Linked DNA regions of Mus musculus: region 2 is linked to region 1. The links are chromatin loops, found by intact Hi-C in ENCODE. Cell type or tissue: heart. All regions are shown on one strand. Links, peaks and the distances in the headings refer to the core of each region. The heading gives the core; the rest is flanking DNA.

Region 1 (2,908 bases), core at 177-2,676:
TTGTAAATAACCTGAAGATCCTTAGTGATCAAAGAGGTTCCACGTAGCTGACGGTTCTAGTATCATCTAGCAAATGACAATGTAGTGGTACTTAACATCAACAACAAGATCCCAACAAATTTCACCATATACATACAAGGATAAAAGTCAGATTTCAGTGGAAGTGTTTATAGCCAGCTCACAGAAACATTGCTTTCTTCGTTTCTGTAGGGCTCTAAAACTGTACACTTTATAAACATCTTAGGTCATCTATATAACTAAAGAATTAAATTCAACTACTGTATCACTCCAAGGACTAAGACTTATTATTGGGTGATACCGCGTCCCCCTACCCCTCAAAGGTGTGATCTAAATATAGCAAAGTCCCCCTTACATTAAAAAAAAAACCCCACTAGCACTTATTAGTTATTTCAACAAAAGTACAAGCAGTTCTTACTATTTTTCCACCCAAGGAACTGGTTTGACTTTCTTGGTTTCTCCACTGCTTCCTGCAGTGGCAGGTGTCCCCCGGTCCTTGGTCAGTTGTGCTTTGGCACTGACAGATGTGCCTTTCAGAAATGCCTGCATGGCTTCTTCTCCTGGGTATAAGACAAAAAGAAACCATTATGGGGCAGCTCCCCTTGAAAGGACCCCTAACTTTGTGCCTAGAGGGAAGGCGGAGGTCACATCCCGGTCCCCGCCAGCCTGTAAAAGGCTGAGAACACTCAGACCCATCACTTACAGTCGTCACCGTCCCCCTGGCACCGCGGTTCCCGCCACAGAACGGCGGCGAAAGGCATGGCGGGAGCGCGCCACGCAATAACGTCACTTCCGGCGCGCGGGTGCCAGTGACGCGCTCCCTTTTTGGCTAGCGGTGGCTAAGCTCGGCTTCTGGGTGCATCTGGGGCGTTCCGCGGAGGTGATCCTGTGTAGACTCCGCGGCCAGACCTCGGCCCAGCAGACACTGCAGAGCGCGGTCGGGGAGGAGCCGACCTAAGGAGAAAGCTTTGCTCGAAGGACCGGGCCTAGGGCGGGCCCACGCTGGGAGAGGCTTTCATTAAGCCAGTGGCTTCTTGGGTTTGCTGCCATCGTCCGTCAGCCCGGAGGTCAGGGCCAAGACGTGCTCACTTGACCCTTCGCCGGAAGGGGACACTGTGCGAACTACTGCCCTGCCCCCGATATTCAAGGACACAGAGCAAACTGCTTTTTAGAAGTGAAGCTAGAGAGAAGGCTCAGCGGTTTAAGAGCATTCACTGCTTTTGTGGAGGACTTCGGTTTGATACTTGGGGTTTTGATAGCCATCTGGTGGCTCACAACTGGAACTCCAGTTCAGGGGTCCAACGTTCCCTTCAGGGCTGCAGACCCTGAATACGTGTGCTGCACGTACTTGCACGCAAGCGGAATACTTAAACACACACAGCCCGGGACAGATGTCTTACAGTCAGTAAAATCAGCTTATTGTAGGGAGGGAGGACCATCTTCTATGGGCATTTTGTAATTCCCGAGACCCACTCAAAAACCTCGTGATCGGGCAGGAGATAAACTCATCAGTTAAAAGGACTTGCTGCTTTCCCAGAGGACTGGAGTTTGCGTTCCAGCATCTTGGGGGGGGGGGGGGGTGGACCAAGCGAAAAAGAAAGAATTTGAAAGCTTTGTAGTATATACCAACTGTCAGCAGACAGCTTGTCCTGTGAAGGATTTACTAGTCCAAATGAATCTTTCAGTTCTTAGCCAGCCTCTGCCCTTAGATGTCCTCATGTTAGCATAATAAGTTCCTAGTGTAGCTTTGGTAGCAGAGGTGGTTGTCACACGAGTCCAACAGCGACGACTGCTCCAGTAACTGCATTGCTGGGAGCTGAACTTGCCAGCCACAGGAGTGAAAGATAGTCACCCTTCCTGGATAGAACCCCTGAGCCCTCAGGGGGTTCAACTAACCTTTGCCCTACAGTGGATGAAATGTCATTGTTTCCACCAGAAGTAGAATTTGTCTAATTGTGCTCATTTTCTAGAACCAAAATTCTAAAAGGCTGCATTTCATCAGAAGCCTGTGCAGGGTTTGGCAGAAGTACACTTTCAGTCCCAAAACAGACCTACAAGGTCAGAATCTCTGGTGTCTGGGACTATGTATTTATAAGGTCTGTGGTTAGTGGACATAATGTTTCTGCTTCCTCCAAACCTCAGATGGAAAACCTCAATGTAATCAATCCCCGGTGTTGTCCTCAGTAATTCCAGGGTTAATGCTATAACAAGAGACTTTGTTCTTTTCGGTTTTCGTTCCCCCTTGAGATGGTTCTGCAAGAGATCCTACCAGATGGTGCTTAAGCTTAAACTTGCCAGATTTAAGAACTGGGATTCCAGTAGAGGGGCTGAAGAGATGGCTCAGCGGTTAAGAGCACTGACCTCTTTCCAGAGGTCTTGAGTTCAATTCCCAGAAACCACATGGTGGCTCACAACCATCTGTCATGGAATCTGAAGCCCTCTTCTGGTGTGTCTAAAGACAGCTGCAGTTTGAAGATGAGCTACGGTGTACCCGTATACATAAAAAAAAGTCTTCAGAACAAAACAAAACTAAGCATAGCTGGGCGTGGGGGTGGCATGTGCCTTAAATCCAGCATTTGGGAGGCTGAGGTAGAGGCAGTTGATCTGAGGACAGCCTGGTCTACAGAGCGAGTTCCAGAACCAGAAAACAAGCCTTAAGTAAGTATACATTCATTACAAATTACCCAGCACAAGACAGAGTGCATTGCTTTTCACTACACTATTTGTTATTCTAACTGAATTTCCTCCATAAAATAGCCCACTTATTGTGACTGGGGATGAGAACGTAAACTATGCAGGAATAGCCCAACTGAAAAATCTCCATGCTGTTTACCACTGTAAAGGTGATGGGTCCTGGCCTGGGAGAATGAAGTCTAAAATGAGGTGGGCT
Region 2 (2,908 bases), core at 196-2,695, 560 kb before region 1:
GGGTCCACTGACCTTCTGGTGAGTCTGTGGGTATAATTCAGAGGTTTGTGAACTTGGAAGAGAAAATATAATGTTAATATCTTCTCTGATCTCTAACTGACACTTAGCATTTCTTTCAATTATGAATGTAGACAGCAGACCACAGAGGCTTCAATAGCACCTGCAACTTTGTCACAGTGAATATAACAGCTGTTTCAACACTTCAGTTAGGCTGTACTGTAGGTTCCATGCTATCATTTCTGGAGCTTGTGGCTTTCAGTTTACAGTCATTATTGAACCTGACTATGGGTATTGTTGTTTAGTGTGTTGAGAGAAGACATTCTCTTATGTACCACAAATTTGTCTTTTTAGTTTTGGGTAACCACTTCTCAACATAATTAGCTTCACTGGAAATCACATATTATTTCATATTATGCTTTAGAAAAAAATTATTTTAGATGGAGTTCATACTCTACCAGATTGTGACTGGAGTCCCTGGCAGAAAAAGTCAAGAACCCTTGCTTTGGGGGAAAATGTGACCGATGGACACCTTGAGGTGCCGTTATGTCTCTCTTCCCAGACAGATGGTCTGAGGAGTCCCAGGGGCGCTCTGAGCACGGATGCCTATGTTGGCAAGTCACTATTCTCTCTCCCTTCTCTTGCAGAACCCTACTCCAGGCAGTACATTCTGAGTAGAGGCTCCCGTCAGCTGGACGGCCTGTCTGCGTACAGATAAACAGGCACATTGAAGGTGCTCTGGGCTCAGCAGCCCTGGAAGTAGGCCCTGAGCTTGTCACCCACAGGAAAACCAATCAAAGGCCGAGAAGGCTGTGCTCCTAAAATACCCTAGGAGAGAGCAGGGCCGAAAAGGCACTTGATGTTTTGGTACATGGCGGTGCTATCCGGCAGTAACTGGCAGTAACCAGCAGTAACCGGTTGACACGTGGCTATGTGGCAACTGGGAGAGTCTGGACCGACTTCTGAGTAAATTTTACAGATTGGTGAATGTGCACCTGTGTGTCGTTCTCCTTTTAACTGGGTCTCGTGCTTCCATTTCTATAAATAATCTCCGTGCCAGACAACGGAAAGACAGGGACAGGTTCCATTTTTAGACACCTTACTCCAGCCCCCTTGGAGGAATCTCAATGACTCTAGAGTAGAAATGCAGGTCAGGAGGTGTAAAAGCTCAGATCAGACGTGGAAGTTGGTGCTGGCAGAGCTGCCAGCAGGTGGCACTAGGGCACCACCTATGACTGGCTAAATGGCATCAAGGCCAGCTCCACCCACCAGACCTTCAGATGAGCCATCTATGTCCTGCCCCCTCCCCTCTAACAGCTCTTTCTGTCTGGCTAGGGGTCAGGGAGGTGGGAGAAGGGTTAGGAGATCTGTAATCTCTGCAAAGCTGGGTAATTCAGGGAAAGAATGTTTCAATGACAGAAATGCTCCCATAGCAAAAGACATGACAGACTTGGAGTGACATCATTACACACTACGACGATATCAGCCAAGAGCCTTGCAAGTAAGTCCAAGGAAGTCAGCAGTGTGACCTCCCTGTCCGTCCAATGACTGGGTCATAGTTTCCCTCTGACATCAACACCTCCTTCAGAGACAAGGTAGACAGGGCAACTTCCTAAATAAGAACCAGGGCCAAGGTGAGGGGTAGGCAGAAAAAGCCAGGAGACAAAGAAAGGTGTTTTCTTCAGAGACCAAAGCAGGGCAGAGTGAAGACGACTGTCCATACCCTGGTGTAGGTCCCCCATTGTCCAGGTTGAAAACTTGTTCGGGGTTGAGCAGGTAGTGAAATTTCCGAAGAATTCTACAGGGGAAAAAACACAATAGAGGCGAGAAATGGTAAGGTAGTAGTCACATGGGGGCAAATACCTTTGGACCCATCTGTGGTGAAATCTGCCAGTTGTTTAAACCTAAGACAGGGAGTGATGGGTGCAGACCCGCTATCCCAGTACACCTAGCATCCCCATATCCTTCCCTCTGGCCAAAAGCTGCCCCTCCATCTGACTCCAGCCCCACCCTATGGACTGCTTATTGCTATGGGAGAGAATAGGACTGCTGTCCTACATAGTTTCCTTCCTGTTAGAGACCTCTGGGTATTCTGCATGGTTTAAGTAGGGTGATTTCATCTATTGTTGACTGTCCAGAGGTGCTGAAGGCCCCCAAGGAGTGGGCCCAGCATCCTCATAAGAGTACATGCAGGAGGAGGTGGGGCTGGAGGCAATGGCTATGTCTGGGTTTGGTTTCTAGGCTCTACCTTGAGACTAGCTCAGGCTAGAGGTGGGGTCCTCATAGTACTTGGCCCTACCTAATTTTATTTTTTCTAAGCCTGAAATCCTGCTCTCTGTACCATCTGCTCATTTCCCAGACTGAGCAGGCCTGGGAGGCAGAGTGCTTCTGTCTGCCCCCCATGTCTTCCCACCCCGCTGAGCTTACTCCAGTTTCGCCCAAACCTGCGTTTCCTTCACTGATACGGTGGGGTTGGGGCTAGGCCAGGTAGTCCTAAGCAGGTGAACCTCACCAAGTCTTTTAAACCAAGAAGAGACTTGTGATGGCATAGGATAAAACAGGTCCCTTAGAACTTGATTCTAGCGACCTTTACCGGGGCTCATGTGGCAGGTCCAAGGCTAAGCACTAGGTCTATTCTAATCCTTAAGGTAACCTGTGAGAGGTAATATCATTGCTATCATGTCGCAGGGGCGGAAACTGAGGCACAGGCTATTAACTCACCTGGGCCAGATGATGAGCTGGCCACGGGTCCATGTTTTTTTGACTGTACAGTCTACTATGTTGGGGCTGAGGGAAGGAAGGGGGTTGGGTCGGGTTGTTTTAGCCTATTTTAAAAGAAAAGAGGACCTACCTTTCTCCTTGTCTTCCTCCACTCTTGGGGTTCACCAGGACCAGCAGGGGATGCGTCCCC

The links. Peaks named below come from ENCODE experiments on the same cell type or tissue, not always from the same donor. Only the 100,000 strongest peaks of a DNase experiment are listed, where the experiment ranks them.
Region 2: a loop joins it to region 1, with 3 times the contacts of the local background. A loop is called at or near these places in 2 of 42 quality-filtered maps.

The regions. Positions count from the first base shown.
Region 1 is chr16:23,126,964-23,129,871 of GRCm38, forward strand. Rfc4 (replication factor C (activator 1) 4) reads right to left here and starts at 767. Exons shown (of 11, transcript NM_145480.1): 1 at 722-767; 2 at 437-578. The coding sequence starts at 567. In heart, for the core only: a CTCF peak has its summit at 1,284 (motif pointing left); a DNase peak (open chromatin) is centred at 848; H3K4me3 peaks cover 1,787 bases; H3K27ac peaks cover 1,831 bases.
Region 2 is chr16:22,563,567-22,566,474 of GRCm38, forward strand. Dgkg (diacylglycerol kinase, gamma) reads right to left here. Exons shown (of 25, transcript NM_138650.2): 15 at 2,849-2,908; 16 at 1,721-1,795. Among named protein-coding and RNA genes, the nearest start is that of Gm41433, 19 kb to the right of the region's middle. In heart, for the core only: a CTCF peak has its summit at 1,199 (motif pointing right); DNase peaks (open chromatin) are centred at 775 and 1,185; H3K4me3 peaks cover 533 bases; H3K27ac peaks cover 1,691 bases.